Regions from separate parts of the Homo sapiens genome. Here all the other regions are linked to region 1. A link is a loop called in an ENCODE intact Hi-C map of the cell type or tissue named here. Cell type or tissue: IMR-90. All regions are shown on one strand. Links, peaks and the distances in the headings refer to the core of each region. The heading gives the core; the rest is flanking DNA. Region 1 has its middle 4.3 kb from the start of DLEU1-AS1. Region 2 overlaps EBPL (EBP like). Region 3 holds the start of LOC124900337 (a long non-coding RNA gene).

Region 1 (5,489 bases), core at 1,947-4,446:
GAACTAGGAAAGCAGCCCAAATCATGTGGAGAAAGCTGGGGAAAGAAGTATCAGAGGAGAAAGAGGACCTTAGCAGAAATGACAAAAGTGAAAAACCTTCCTAACTCCTTCAGACATGATGCTTAAAATTGTGTTTCTTTGGCAACTTATAATTTTCTGAAGCTGGTTCTCAGCCTCAGATCCTCCCCCAAGGTTTTTATGTTGTATTTTGACTCAGTAGGAGGGATCCAGTCCCAGACCTTCCGGCTCTCACCAGTACACCACAGGCTAACGCCATCCAGCAATCAGATGACAGGAGGAGGAGAGGTTCAAAGAGGACTACTGTATTTCTCAGAAGGGGCTGGCTCATCTACCCTCCACTGTATTACTCACACTGTAGATGCAGAAAACATGTCAAAGTATACTGGGGCTCTGCAATGCATGCACCCACACACATGTACACATACGCACAGACTTCCAAACTAAAAAGGAGAACAGAGCTCAAAAGGGGACAGTGTGCAACTGGTGCTCCATGTTGTAAGGACCTCCCCTCCTGCGGGCGCGGCTACCCCAGCAGGCTTGTCCGGGCATGTCCGCCCAGTTGACGCCAGGCCAAGTTTTACGGGAGGAATTGGCCTGTGTCTAAAGCTGGAGTTCAGCTTTGCTGACTATGGAGACTGATCTGTTGGTTGTCAGCAAAGAAAAGGTGGTTTCAAAAGAGCAGCAGAGGACTCTGTGCTAGTTGCTACTGGCCAGCTTTGACTCCGATTGGAAGCTTGAAAAACATAGATTGGAAGCTATGCAGAATATCCAGTGACAGAAATAAATCAGAGATTGCCAGGGGCTGAGGGTGAGAGGAAGGAGATTGACTTCAAAGGGGCACAGATAATTTCTCAGGGTGTCGGAAATATTCTGTCTTGATTGAGGTGGTGATTACTCGACTGTATATGCTTGTAAAAATTTGTAGAACTGTGTGCCTGAAAAGGGTGAATTCTACTGTATGTAAATTATAACTCGATAAACCTGATTTTTAAAAACACTGTAGTTTGGGAGGCCATATAAAACCAAATAACATTTTGAGTCATTAATGCCTCTTTAAGAATATTTTGGATTGATTTTTTTTATTAGATTAAAAAAATTCTTCATGGTAAATATTAATTAACCCTTTAAGAGCCAAGTGGAGGAGTGGAATCTGTATGTTTTAGAGTTGTTTGTTCTTTTTAGTTGGTCACTTTACACACTTAATTTTCAATTTTATTTAGAAAAAGAAGTTATGCTTATGAAGCATAAAAGCTGTAATTCCAAAAGTTGAATTGGTTTTGAGACCCCAAAGTCATGACTATGTAGAGAATTTCTAAATTCTTAAGGATAACCTATTTAGGAAAACCTAAGAAATCAACTATTACAACTAATGCTTCATTATGATACCTGGTTACAAAATATAAAAAATATCCATAATCAGATAATAATCGTAAAGAGGGAAAAGAGCTCTTTTACAACAGGGGAAAAACAAAGCAAAACAAGCAAGAATAAGAACAATAAAACCTGGAAACAAACTTGTTTGTTTATATAGGGCTTCTATCAATTTAGTTGTAAAACTTTAGTTAATATGAAATCAGGCTTGAATAAATTGAGACATATTTTATATTATTGGATGATGTCACTGTTCCTCAAATTGATGGTTAGGTCCAATATGATTCTAATCAAAATCCCAATTGGAATATTTTTGAATGAAAATGTGACTGTAAGGTTTATCTAGAATAATTTGTGGATAAAAATAACCAAGAAAGATTTATAAACAAATAAGGTAAACTGTACTTCAGGTGTTAAAAACCTGTTATAAAGCTTTAATAACATGATATTGGTATACAACTAGACAGAGAGAAGAGAATAGAGTCCCCAAACACACTCAAATACATATAAGAATTTAGTATTTGATGAAGACACTTCAAATTAGGGAAGGAAATGAAAGATTATGCCAGTGAATAGTGCTGGGGAAATTAATTCAGTTTTTAAGGGAAGGAGGAGACCCAAATCATATCCCTAAATAAATTCTGGATGAATTAAATAAATTTTAAAATATGAAAACACAAATGAGTAAAAGAAATTATGATAAGTATCTATCAACTCTCAATGTATGGAAGCACTTTTTAAACAAAAAGGTAGAGGAAGAATCTATAAAAGAGAAAACAGAATGTTTTTACATAAAAATTATAAACATATACATCAAAACTCATGATAAAGAAACATAAGGCAAAGAATAACTTGAAAAAAGGGCAAAATAGAAGACAAAGGTTAACATGGTTAATATGTGAAGAGCTTCCGAAGTCAATGATTAGAAGATAAATATCCTAAGCAGAAAAATTTTCAATATTCACAAAAAAGGAATTTGTACGAGCAGAAAAAAATTAGACAATAAATCATGAAAAAATTTCAGGCTCACTATTTATTTAAAAATAATTTTAAAAGACACAAATTTCTGTCCATTAAATTAGCAAATATTTTAAATTTCAAAAAACTTTGATAATTACATAGTTGGGTAAAAGTTCAAGATAAAGGAAAATCTCATCCACTGCTGGTGGAAGTATAACAATCTTTTAAATTTTCTGGTTAGAAATGTTGGCAATATGTATGTATTCAAAGACTTAAAGCTGTAAACAATATTTGACCTAATAATTCCTTCTTAAGGAATCTATCCTTACTTCGGATATATTTTTAGGAAATACAAGGATTTAGGTATAAGGATGTTTATTGCAGGGTTACTTGTGACTGAAAAATTCTAAAAATAGGTTTAATTACTGACAGCTCATCTGTAGGCATGGCAAACCACATTCTCAGGAATATTTAAGGCTTTAGAAAAAATATAAAAGGTAACATGAAGTGAAAAATGTAACGGCAAAGTTGCATGTACAGGAGAGCTGTGGGTGGGCTTGGCTATATATGTACGTACATGCATATATGTACACATACAGAAAAAAGACTGGAAGGATTTGTGTCGATGAAATGTTAATAGTGGTTCTTAGGATGGTGGAATGATTAGTGGGTTTTTATTACCTTTATGTGGCACTTTTTCAAATTTTCTGTAAAAAGGCTGTATTAACTTTATGATCAGAAGTATAAACATTAGTTTTGTAATTTTCTTTGCTATCAAGGGCTCCCTCTGCTGCTCACCTAAAAAATTATGAAGAGTTGGCTTCCTACTTCTCATTCCTGATTTTCCTCATCTCCTAATAGCCTCTGTTCTTATCTTGTGACCACTTTCCACTTATTTACCTTAGAAGCAGACTCGTCTAATTTGAGTATTTGGAATGATATGTCAAGTTCTAGACTTTGTTTTTAATTGAGATATAACTGACATACACTAGTCGTCCGTTTAAAGGGTACAATTCAGTGGCTTTTAAGTATATTCACAGAGTTGTGCAAATGTCACCATGATCTAATACCAGAATATTTCTGTCACCCCCAAAAGAAAACCTATGCTCATTATCAGTAACCCTTGATTACTTCTTTCCGCCATCCCTGGTAACCACTAAACTACTCTTAGTATTTATGGTGTTGGGTCTAAGAAAATGATACCCCACACAATGGTGCTTTGGCATACTGAACACTTTGAATTAAATGAAGATGGAGTACCTTAGAAGCTGTCTCAGAACCCAAAACATTTTAACCCTCTTTTGTTTCTTCTCCCCTGACTCCAAGAGCAAGGAGGGACTCTGTCTGGAATTTCCTTATCTAACTAAGGAAACTTCTCAAAAGACATGCAATTGTCTGAAGACTCACTCTCCAGGAATCTCATGAAATAATCCAGAAAGATTACCCACCTGAGAGAAGAAAAGACTATAAAAGTCATCACTACATGCAGTTAGACTTTTCATCTATTCTTTTGAGGGCAGGTTGGAGAGATTACCTAGGAGACTTTTTCTACATACTAAGACAACCTTTGTTCACAAGGCAGTTCCACCCCTCTCCTTCCCTTAACTTGCCAGTCCCATTCAGTTTCCTAAGATAATTATTTACAAAATAATATTTGCCTCCTGGGTGCATTCATTTCCTCTGAAAATCACTTACTACCCTTCTAAAATTTGTTACAGCTCCCAAGTTTTCTCTCCCCTATGAGGAGGACATTTAAACCTTAACCATATGGCCCTTTTTTGAGTCTCATGTTTTGTATGGCTCCCATGATTATGCATATTAATTAATGTGTAAACTTTTTCTCATGTTAATCTGTCTATTGTCACTTTATTTCAGTGAACCTTCAGAAAGGGCAGAAAGGAAGTTTACTTCTGCCTCTACAATGGATTTGCCTACTTTAGACATGTTTTCAAGATTTATCCACGTCATGGCATATACCAGAACTTCATTTCTTTTATGATTGAATAATATTACATGGTTTTAATATACTATATTTTGTTTATCTGTTCATCAATTAATAAATCTTTGGGTTGTTTTCACTTTTAGGCTATAATAATTAACGCTGTTAGGAATATTTACTTGTAAGTTTTTGTTATATGTTTTTAATTCTCCTGGGTAGATACTTAGGGATAAAATTGCTGAATTAGATTGTAACTTTATGTTTAGAAACTGCCCAACTGTTTTCCAAAGTAACTATCATTTTAATATTTCACCAGCATTGTATGACAGTTCTGGTCTTTCCTTATTTAAACTAATACTTAATTGTTGCCTTTTATTGTAGCTATCCTAGTAGATATGAAGTGTTATCTCATTATGGTTTTGATTTGCATTCTCTAATGACTAATAATATCAAGCATCTTTTCATGTGTATACAAGATATTTGTATATCTTCTTTAGAGAAATGTCTACTCAAATCCTGTGCCTATGTTTTAATTGGATAATTTATGTTTTTATTGTTGAGTTGTAATAGTTTTTAAATATATTCTGGATCCTAGACCTTTAACAGTACATGATTTGTAAATATTTTCTCCCATTCTGTGGGTTGGCTTTTCACTTCTTTATATTATCTTTTGAAGTACAAGTTTTTTATTTTGATAAAGTCCAGTTTATCTATTTTTTTCTTTTTTTGCTTGTCTTTTGGTGTCGTATCTAACAAACCATTGCCTAAATCTGAGGTCACAAATTTTACAGCTGTGATTTCTTCTAAGAGTTTTATGCTTTTAGCTTTCACATTTAGGTCTTTGATACATTCTGTGTTAGTTTTTGTATAGGGTAAGAGATAGGAATCCAATTTCATTCTTTTATATGTGTATATGTGTATCTCCCATTTTTGCAGCACCATTTGTTTAAAAGACTATTGTTTCCTCCTTTGAACTGTTCGGACATTCTTGTCAAAAATCAGTTGACCATAAATGTATGAGTTTATTTTCAGACTCTCAATCCTATTCCATTGATAAATATGACTATCCTATGCCACTACTGTACAATCTTTATTGCTGTAGCTTTGTGCTGTAGATATCAAAATCAGTAAGTGTTAGTTCTTTAACTTTGGGTTTTTTTTTTCAGATTATTTTTGTTATTCTGGACCCCTTGCATTT
Region 2 (5,264 bases), core at 1,200-3,699, 860 kb before region 1:
GAGTTTTTACTGCGTTTTGGTTTTTAGAAATACGGTCTTACTGTGTTGCCCTGGCTAAATTCAAACTCCTGGGCTCAAATAATCCTCCTGCCTCAGCCTCCCAAGTAGCTGGGGCTCCAGGCTCGTGCCACTGCACCCAGCTAGTTTTCACTTCTTTAAGGTGCATAATGTAAACGTGAAGATGATAGAGAAAGCCTGTGTTAGACATTTGCATTTCATGGGATTGAGCCAAATCTGGGCTGTTTGCTTTCTCTCATGCCAGGCAGGGCAGCCAGGGGAGGAGGTGTCAGCATGGCATCTGGCAAAGGGGAGAAGAGGACACTCAGCAGGGAGGAGCCATGACTCAGGCTGGGGTCCGTCAGCCTCTGGGCTTCACCAGCAATCCCCAGGCAGAGTTTAATGCAGCCAATCAAAAGTGCATAGCTGCATTCAGCTGAGCCCTGGATCTGAAGTGGCTCTACTCTGGTCAAGGGGGCTCAAACTCCTTGGCTAGGACTTGAGGCATCAAAGATGACACCTTTTCCTTTGGGAAGTACTAATGAGCCTACTCAATTCTCTAGATGTTTCCTAACACTAGTGGTAAACAGGAGTCCCCCACACAGATCCTAGCTGGAGATGATTTTAGAGTCACAAAGAAATGAGATATATGGGCCAGGCGCGGTGGCTCATGCCTATAACCCCAGCACTTTGGGAGGCCGAGGTGGGCAGATCACGAGGTCAGGAGATCGAGACCATCCTGGCTAACATGGTGAAACCCCGTCTCTACTAAAAATACAAAAAAATTAGCTAGGCGTGGTGGCGGGCGCCTGTAGTCCCAGCTACTCGGGAGGCTGAGGCAGGAGAATGGCGTGAACCTGGGAGGCGGAGCTTGCAGTGAGCCGAGATGGTGCCACTGTGCTCCAGCCTGGGGGACAGAGCGAGACTCGCCTGAAAAAAAAAAGAAAAAAAAGAAATGAGATAAATGATGCAAAGTTTCAGAAGCAAAACCTGAAAGCAGTTATCCTGAGAAAGGCAGTTTTATAAAGTGGTAAAAAAAAATACCTGTTGGTATTGACACAGTACATGGTAGAATATCAATGCTAATTGAATATTGACTGACAATGAGCATGAAGACTTTTGGAAAGGATCTACAAGACCACAAATATATATGTACAATAAAAAGAAAGTTGATATTAAAAGTATGGGAAAACCACCCAGTTTAAACCCCACAAGCTCTTCCATCTGCACTCACTACCAACATTTTTTTTTTTTTTTTGAGAGGGAGTCTTGCTCTGTCACCCAGACTGGAGTGCAGTGGCGTGATCTCGGCTCACTGCAAGCTCCACCTCCTGGGTTCACGCCATTCTCTTGCCTCAGCCTCCCAAGTACCTGGGACTACAGGGGCCCGCCACCACGCCCAGCCAATTTTTTATATTTTTAGCACAGACAGGATTTCACCGTGTTAGCCAGGATAGTCTCCATCTCCTGACCTGGTGATCTACCTGCCTCAGCCTCCCAAAGTGCTGGGATTACAGGCGTGAGCCACCATGCCCGGCCATTCACTACCAACATTTTTTATTTTATGTATTGTTTTTTAGAGATGGACTCTTGCTCTGTCGCCCGGGCTGGAGTGCAGTGGTGCAACTGTGACTCAATGCAGCCTTGAACTCCTGGGCTCAAAAGATTCTCCCGCCTCAGCCTCCTGAGTAGCTGGGACTACAGGTGTGCACCACCACACCTGGCTCATTTAAAAAACTTTTTTTAAAGATAGGGTCTTGCTATGTTGCCCAGGCTCAAATATTGTTTAATATAATAGCTTTATTAAGATGTAATTCACATGCCACACAATCTACCTATTTAAATAATTGGTTTTAGTAGAATCACAGGTTTGAATCACCACAATCTAATTTTAGAACATTTCATTACCCCAAAAAGAAATCCGTGCCCATTAGCAGTCACTCCTCATTTCCCCCCAACACCCCCACCCCTACCCTCATTCCCACGCAACCAGTAATCTACAGTATCTCTACAGACTCACCTATTCTGGACATTTCATATAAATGAAGTCATACAGTATATAATAGAGGCGTTTGACAGTCACACTTGCAATAAACCTCCTCCAACATTTCAAACGCAAACGTTTTTAATTACTTACATAAAGAAGCAATCAAGCCATCGGAATTTGCAACGTTTCCTACTAAAGACAAGTAGACAAAAGGGCCTTCCTAGAGAGGAGAAAATGAAGACATGCTCTAATACAGCATCACAACCACAGGATGGCACTGTAGACACATGGCATTGCCTGGCTCCATCCCCCACCCTTCTCCATGGCTCACATCCTGGCCACAGCCTGGAAACATCCATACAACCTTGTGGGATACAATCTTGGGACCTGGTTACCTGGACCTTGGAAATGGGTATGTCTCACCCTAATGTACAATTAATGTTGTTTTTCAATGATTGGCACTGTAAAAGCAGAGATGTGTTCTTATGTGGAAAAAGTGAAATTTTTGCATAAGAGTTTAACTACTGTATTAAATAGAGTAAGCTCTAGATTATTCCAGGGATCTTAAGTCTTTGCGGAGAACCCCACAGAAGTTCACTTTTTTTTAACTCAAAAAAATCTAAGATCTTAAAGAGAAAGGCAATCAAGTTTATACCAGCATTGAGCAATCCTCCCCCCTTCTCCTATATAAGGGCAAGTTTAGGAAGATTTAAAACAGTTACAGGCTACATTTAACATTCAGGTAATAAAATATCTGCAATTACAGTTAGTATTTTCCCATCACTGAAGTGCTTCTTTGCCTAAGATTTCTAAAACTAAACAGCTAGAAGCCACTGGGATATGTAATTGTCATGTTGCTCCTTTGAACAAATTTTGCTGCTGGTCAATAAAACTTTTTTCTCATTCCTTTTAAACAATCATTTGTATGACATTAAAACTGGGTCCTGCCACCCCAGAGGTCACCACTCTCAATCACATCTCTTTGCAGTTCCCGCGGTGATTTCATAATATACTTACACTGCTATTTCCTTCGACTACTAGCAGGAAAAGCTATTGTTTGATTGATACTCCTTCCTCTCCCGTTTCCAGTCCTTCGAGTTTCTGATATATTATTCTATTACTTACACAAATTTGTAACTTAAGTAAAAAAACTGAAAACCTCAGCTCACTCACTCATCAATTTTGTGCAGTCTCTGGGCTTCTAAACCACGAAAGAGTATGACAGCCTCTACCAGGCTCCCCGCACCCTGTTCCCAACTCTCAATTTCTGTCCAGTTTGCTTGTGCATTGTTGAGACTGATTACATGTCCTTTCTTGTTCTCTAAACATATTTGTTTTCCCTGTTTTATCTGTAACTGGATTCTAAAAGCTGAAAAAGCCAATTAACAGCATTTACAATGTTGTGATTATGGAAACAGCGTTCACTGTAATGGGCCACAATTTCTTTCCTTAGGGATCCCGTATCCTGACTCCTGTGTCATTTAAGGATAATGCTGCAAATGAAGTATCCTTTGTTTTCTTTTTCTGAGATAGTCTCACTCTGAAGCTGAAGATAGGCTGGAGTGTGGTGGTGCAACCTCAGCTCACTGCAACCTACGCCTCCCGGGTTCAAGCGATTCCAGTGCCTCAGACTCTCAAGTAGCTGGGACCACAGGCGTGTGACACCACATTCAGCTAATTTTTGTTATTTTTAGTAGAGATGGGATTTCACCATGTGGGCCAGGCTGGTCTTAAACTCCTGGCCTCAAGTGATTTCCCCACCTCGGCCTCCCAAAGTGCTGGGATTACAGGTGTGAGTCACCGTGCCAGGCTCCAAAAATCATATCCCTTAAAGGACATTAAAAAAATCATATGAGAAAAATAGCTGTGTTTTTAACAAATAAGTACTCCCCAGTCCACTTACTTTGCAACACTTTATTTTTACCAGCCAATTTTTTATTTTTAGCAGAGCCATAGGGTGAAATCCATACCACTTCCTTGCTCTGGCCTGAGAACTTTCTACACAAAGCACATCCACTGGGCTGGCCAGTGGGGCAATGGGGCTGGACTGGATTTGACCCTCTCTAGGCCTCAGGCCATCTATCTGTAAGATGAAGGACTTCCTTCCTATAGATTGTAAATCTCATCCTAAAACGAAATGCAACCTCCACTGGCGACCTCTTTCACTGGACCCATTAGTAAGATGTGGAGTCTGACACCAGGTTGCAGACCTTTCCACAGAAGCAACTCTGGGTAAGAGCAAGATGGGGAACTGGAAATCAGTAACATGCAGGAACCTATGAGTCTATAACAAATCCGTTTCCTTTTACATCTACTTGTTGAAGCTCTACTCATTTTTCAAATCCCAGCCCTAACCCCCTTCTTCAAGAAACCTTCTTTGACCTCCTAGTGAGAATTAATATCTCACTCTCCTAAATCTCCCATGTGGCTAAGTTTGTTTCTGTAACCAGCAGCTATCTGCTCGCTATGGACCCCCAGCTCCCATTGGATCACACATCATTGGGATCTGGAATACTGTCATCTCTACCTTAGAATCCCCAAGAAACATGACATTTGTGTTCCGTGTTTGCTAACCTTGAATTAAGTTCATACAACAAATTACTTATAAAGAAGGATGCCCTGAAGAGGCTTTTAGACTGCCCTATCTCTTACTGTATTAATGTCCTAAATGTAAAGATAGTATAATACATATCAAGTGTAACGAATATTCATGCCTTCAAATGCTGATCAGGTGTCACCTCCTCCAGGAAGCAAGATTTTACTATTCTCCTGCTGGGAGGTCAGTGCCCTCCTACACAGAAACTTGCTCACTTGTCTCTTCCCAAAACTGCCAGTTCTCTGAGGGCCAATTCTTTCTCTTTTATCTCTGTATTGCAAATGGCTAACACATAGAACATGCTAATAAGCGTTTCCTAAAAGAGTAAGAAATAAAAGGGATAATAGAAAACAAGACAGTTAAAAATAATAATAACAATAATAATAATCTGGTTAGAAGATGGGCAAAAGAAATGAATAGACATCTCACCGGAAAGTACATAAAGATGGCAAATAAGCACATGGAAAGATGTTCAACCTCATTAGCCACCAAGGAAACACACCTTCAAGCCACAGTGAGGTATGACTGTATAAACTATCAGAATGGCTAAAATAAGGTTGGGTGTGGTGGTTCACGCCTGTAATCCCAGCACTTTGGGAGGCCTGGGCGGGCGAATCACGAGGTCAGGAGTTTGAGACCAGCCTGGCCAACATGGTGAAACCCCACCTCTACTAATAATACAAA
Region 3 (5,489 bases), core at 1,585-4,084, 310 kb before region 1:
GAACCTTGAATACATTATGCTAAGTGAAAAAAGTCAGACACATGTCATATGATGCCATTTATCTGAAAAGTTCAGAATAGGCACATCTATAAAGATAGAAAGCAGATTAATGGTTGATAGGGGCTGGGCAATAGGGATATAGTGAGTGACTGCTAATGGGTATCGGGTTTTATTTGGATATGATGAGAGTATTTTGGAATTAGATAGTGGTGACAGTTGTACAACTATATAAATGTATTAAAAACTACTGCATTGTATACTTTAAAGGGTCAGTTTTATGACATGTGAGTTATATCTCAATTTTTAAACAACCAATTGAGAGACAGTATACAAAATACCTGATCATTAATACTCAAAACTGTTAAGGTCATCAAAACCAAAGAAAACCTGAGAACCTGTCACAACCAAGAACAGCCAAAGGAAATGACAAAAAAATGAAATGTGGTATCCTGGATGGGATCCCGGGTTAGAAAAAGGACATTAGTGATAACTGAGGAATTTTGGGTAAAGTCTCTACTTTCGTTGATAATAATGCATCAATATTGGCTCATTAATGGTGACAAATAAACCATACTAAGGGGAAGCTCATGTAAGAGAACTGTGTACTACCATCACAATCATCTAAGTGTTCTAAAATAAAAAGATTGCTTAGAAAAAAGGCTGGCCAGGCGCGGTGGTTTGCACCTGTAATCCCAGCACTTTGGGAGGACGAGGCGGAGGACCACTTGAGGTCAGGAGTTTGAGATCAGCCTGACCAATGTGGTGAAACACCATCTCTACTAAAAATACAAAAAAATTAGCCAGGCAAAGTAGCAGGTTCCTGTAATCCCAGCTACTTGGGAGGCTGAGGCAGCAGAATGGCTTGAGGTGGGAGGTGAAGGTTGCAGTGAATTGAGATCACACCACTACACTCCAGCCTGGGCAACAGAGTTATCCCCGTTTAAAAAAAATAAATGACAGAGGAAAAATATAACTAAGAGCCTATTGTATTATTCGACATGAACTCCTCGAGATAAATACAATCTTGAAGCTCCTTCTAACTTTAGAAACCTGTGATTTCTTGCATAGTTTGGCTAGTTGAGTTTTGTACTGTAAGTTCCACCGGTCAGCTTCTCAGCCAGACTTGGGTAATTTATGTCCAGGGTGACAGGAAGCACTGAGGAAAGAGCGTTCTCATCAGTGGTGATGTAATAATATGTACACCAAACCCTCATGACACATGTTTATCTATGTCACAAACCTTCACATGTACCCCTAAACCTAAAATTAAAATTAGAAAAAAAAGAGTCTCTTTCTCAGACCCTTCCAAACCAACATGTGTGAAACATAGTGAGTTGTCCTTTTAAACTTTTATCATATCATGTAAAGGTGATGTACTCCACAAGTGGCAGGTATTTACTGAGTGCCTGTCATGTCAGGCATCTGGGAGAGACTAGGGTGAAGCCAGGCACAAAACCACACATTCAACAGTGAATTGCATGCATGATGTATTACCATTATTATAGTGAGTATGATGAAGAACAGGATGTTTTGAGAGCATATAACAGGATCTCACCTGAGTTGGCAATTGGGGAAGGTTTCTGAGGCAGGGCAGTGAAGCCAAGAGGAAGGACCTGTAGGAGAACCTTTGGTGAAGAGGAGGGATGGGCTTTTCCAGCAGGGGGAATGGCATTGGGATGTTCCCATGTCTGAAGGGGACAAGGAGTTGGGAGGAACTGACAAAAGACCACTGAGGCCTGAGGTGTGGAGGCAGGTGCTGCATGGGCAGTTGGAGAGGGAAGATGTGAGATTACTCTGAGAAGTAGAAAGGGAGCTAGGAAGGCATTGAAAACTTTTAAGCATGGCGGTGTCTGGGCTAGATATGTATTAAAAACAATACTCTGGGCCAGGTGCGGTGGCTCACACCTGTAATCCCAGCACTTTAGGAGGCTGAGGCAGGAGGATTGTTTGAGCCCTGGAGTTTGAGACCAGCTTGAGCATAACAGAGAGACCCTGTGGTGTGCACCTGTAGTCCCAGCCACTCGGGATGCTGGGAAGATCCTTTGTGACCAGGAGTTGAAGGCTGCAGTGAGCTGTGACCATGCTCCTACATACAGTGAGTATGACTGTACTCCTGGGTGACAAAATAAGACCCCATCTCAAAATAAACAAATGATACTCTAAATGCAACATATGGAATGGATTTTGGGAGCAGTGGTGGAGTGGGAGACCAGTTACAAGGCTAACTGAATAGCCTTTTAACCAGTTAAAAGGCTAACAAATACCAAAGGCAAAAAGTGATGGGGTGGTGGTGGGGGACAGAAGTTGAGTTGAGAACAAAATTAAGAGGTGGAATTAACAAAAAAGTTTATGGAGGATAAAGAATATAATTTATAGATGCTGATAAATACAGAGGTAGCTGTACTAAAAAAAAAACCTAAAGTATTTGTTAAAAAACAAAAGACAAAACCACCAACTAAAACAACCAACTAATCAACCTAAGATTAAATTAAAACCAAGACCCAGGTCTGGAAAAAAAAAAAAAGATCAGCTTTAACAAGTGAATACATGGTATTTTTAAAAACACGATTATTCCTTCAAAATAGTGCCTACAGTGTCTTTCAAAAAGTTGCCTTTCTCTTTTTCAAATCGTGTAAGATGTGTCATATAAGATTTGGGTGTTTTCCCTTTGCCGATGGTTGGAGAGTGGTGATGTGTCTTGCGAAATTAAACCACAGAGAACGTCGATTTGAAACTTTCGGAGTTTCGGAGAAACTGGCCCTAGCTCAGCTGCCAGTGACCAGTGAGATGGATTCAGAATGTTGTCCTAGTGAGGGTGCTCAGTGACAACGCAGGTCAGAGGCAGGGCCGGCTGCGACTCCACAGACAGACTCACAGCCACAGCGTCTACAATACACACAGCTGCTGCCTGGCTGCGTGACAAAGGTGTCTTGGCAGAAGCATTTTGGCTGTCTGAAATACAGCCTTTGCACAATCCTGAGACTATATTTTACAAGTTCATTTTCTAACATCCAGGCACGCTTTTATGGCATCTGGAGCATTTTGCTGAATGACTTGGTAGTGCACTGCTGACCAGACAGCACATTTCCAGATTTAGATTATAAGAGAAAAACAGCAAGTGGTAAGTTCAGCTGCAGGTCAATGGATACTTATACTACAGTTCCCTCACTGAGCACTGGGCTACTTTATCCCATGGGGACCAATCCTGTAAAGTGTATTCAACAGAGATGGCCCTAGGTGTTTGCTTTTATGGTTGTTAGCCACATTCACACTGGGAATGTGCTGTTATCACATTGTAAACATTATTCTTAATATCAGAAAGAAAACTGGGGAGAGTGTCAAGAATTGGCATGCACAAACTGATAGAATTGCCAGTGGACGTTCTTATTTTCTGAGCATTTATGAGCTGCAGGAGGTAGGTGCAGTCTGTAAAACAAAGGTGGTGAGAAACATTAACCATTTTTTATTGATTTTATTTCAAACTGTGTACATCTTACACGTTTTAGGTTCTTTGTAATGTTGGGATAATTTGGAGGGGACATAATGATGTTCACTGACAAATAGCTTTCTGAAAAAGTCAGGAGTTCATACATTATCCTGCATTGATGAAAGACTTTCAGCCTTTCAAAGCATTATTAGACTTACTACTTAAAATTTTTGCCCAGCTTGTTCAATTTTACTCTTAAGAAGAAGGGAGGGTTAAAAAAATAGTAGTATTAAATATATGAAATCTTAATTTTAAATGATGGCTGTCATCAAGTGTGCCCTCAATGAGAACAAACATTTTTATACATTTGTACTAGAGATGCCCAGTATTGCTTGCTCACCCTCAGTCCCTGTTGTCTTTAATAATCGTGTTATATACAACACAATTTCACCCTGTCTGTTCCTTCAGCCTACCCCTGTTCCATACCTTCCCCAGCTATTAGACTTGGGTGGTCCCTTGACTTCACATCCAGAAATGTCTACAGCTCAGACTGACCAGTTACCAGGTTCTGTGTGCACTGGCCTACACAGATATTATGAGTCCTTCAGAATCAGAAGATGGGAAACTGAAGCCTATGCCAGCCAACCAAAAAGGTCATAGGTAGACTGATAGCTAAGGCAGCCATTTTGGTCATGTGCAAGGTATCAGTTGGTAAAGGGAAAAAAATGAAACTCACATGTAGAGAGAGATGTGATTAAAGAAAGAAAAGAAGTAAGTAACTGCCTGGGATCCTGATAGTTTCTGAGCCAGACCTAGGCCATTTATCTTTAAAATAAATCGACTTTTTCCTTGAGGTAACCTGAATGAGGCTCAATCTTTACAGCCAAAGAAAAATTATCCTTATCAGTGATGTCTGCCTGGTGGCTGGTGAATGGTAAAAACTGGCAGGAGAGACCAATCCGATGGGAAATCAAGTTCAGGTAGGAAATTTGGTTTTAAACCATAGAGAATATTTAAGATTGCTACTTCCTTATTCAGACCTGGTCACTGTGGAGCAATCATCATTACTCCCATTTATCCAAGGCATAGCTGTACATAAGTTTTGTCTCACCTTGGGTGAGATTTCCTTAAAATAAAATACTATAATCATAATGGCTTACTTATGCTTTGGCTTTCATAAAACAAAACAACAACTATGCAAAACCTACCTGTGTCCTCTGTGGTTGGATTGAAAAAAAAGGGGGTAGGTTGTGAAATTAAGCTGAGGACGTGACCATGTGTCTGATGACTAAGATGGAACCCATGTAGGAGTTGAGTCAGTAATAACATGCCTCTTGCTGCAGCTCAAGTTGCCTGCAAACCCCCACGCTTTTTAGCAAATATTATTTTGAATGTCAGAGTGCACAGAGCCGTTCTCTAGGGTTGGGCTAAATTTGACTCTGTGGGAGAATAAACCTAGAATTCCAAATGTGGTGATCCCAACAGAGTATGTGATGCAAGACCAATTTTCCACTTGTGCCGGGTGGGTTTGTTCAAATCTCACACAGAAATGAGAGATGCCAGACGGGGTGTTGACTTGCCCCAAACATAAGGTAGTAATTTAGGTTTTATTTTAAATAAGAATTAGAGTCTGGGTAATCCAAAATTTTAATTTAGAAAGGAGCCTGGGAGAATGGCAGAAGACAAGAGCTAGGCAGCCCTGTGAAGAAGGGTTAGGAGTGGAGCGATGAGGCCTCGTGTGCTTCAGTCCAGTTCTGGAAGAGCTGATTTGTAGTAAAAAAGAGGCAACTCTAAATCTGTGTCTTAGCATGGTTTTGTAGAAAAGCCTAAAGGTGATTCTGGGTGCTGTGATTTGAGGTAGTAGTTTCTTTCTTTAATGTGCAGATAATAGAGTAAACTTTAATGATTAAAGCATTATAAGCTGACTGCAGTGTTTAAACACTGACCCAGTTTCAGCAGTGACCTAATAAGGGTGGCCTGGGAGAAGGGGGGGCTCAGGGGCAGCTTGGAAGAAATAGGTCAAAAGGATTTCTCCCAGTTCTTCTCAGGCAGACACAATGGG

The links. Hi-C counts contacts between places; a loop is a spot of excess contacts. Peaks named below come from ENCODE experiments on the same cell type or tissue, not always from the same donor. Only the 100,000 strongest peaks of a DNase experiment are listed, where the experiment ranks them.
Region 2: it touches region 1 in a loop (11-fold over the local background); 6 of 110 quality-filtered maps call a loop at or near these places.
Region 3: a loop joins it to region 1, with 2.2 times the contacts of the local background. A loop is called at or near these places in 3 of 110 quality-filtered maps.

What each region holds. Positions count from the first base shown.
Region 1 is chr13:50,528,966-50,534,454 of GRCh38, forward strand. No RefSeq gene overlaps it. Among named protein-coding and RNA genes, the nearest start is that of DLEU1-AS1, 4.3 kb to the left of the region's middle. RefSeq lists enhancers at 1-1,066, 7-695, 696-1,384. In IMR-90, for the core only: a CTCF peak has its summit at 3,137 (motif pointing left); a DNase peak (open chromatin) is centred at 3,156; H3K27ac peaks cover 133 bases.
Region 2 is chr13:49,667,643-49,672,906 of GRCh38, forward strand. EBPL (EBP like) reads right to left here. Exons shown (of 4, transcript NM_032565.5): 2 at 2,135-2,204. Among named protein-coding and RNA genes, the nearest start is that of EBPL, 21 kb to the right of the region's middle. In IMR-90, for the core only: a CTCF peak has its summit at 2,273 (motif pointing right); a DNase peak (open chromatin) is centred at 2,279.
Region 3 is chr13:50,219,971-50,225,459 of GRCh38, forward strand. All of the region lies in intron 2 of DLEU1 (deleted in lymphocytic leukemia 1), which reads left to right. LOC124900337 (a long non-coding RNA gene) reads left to right here and starts at 2,868. Exons shown (of 2, transcript XR_007063796.1): 1 at 2,868-4,407. In IMR-90, for the core only: no CTCF peak of the experiment used is centred there; a DNase peak (open chromatin) is centred at 2,731; H3K4me3 peaks cover 271 bases; H3K27ac peaks cover 292 bases; H3K27me3 peaks cover 538 bases.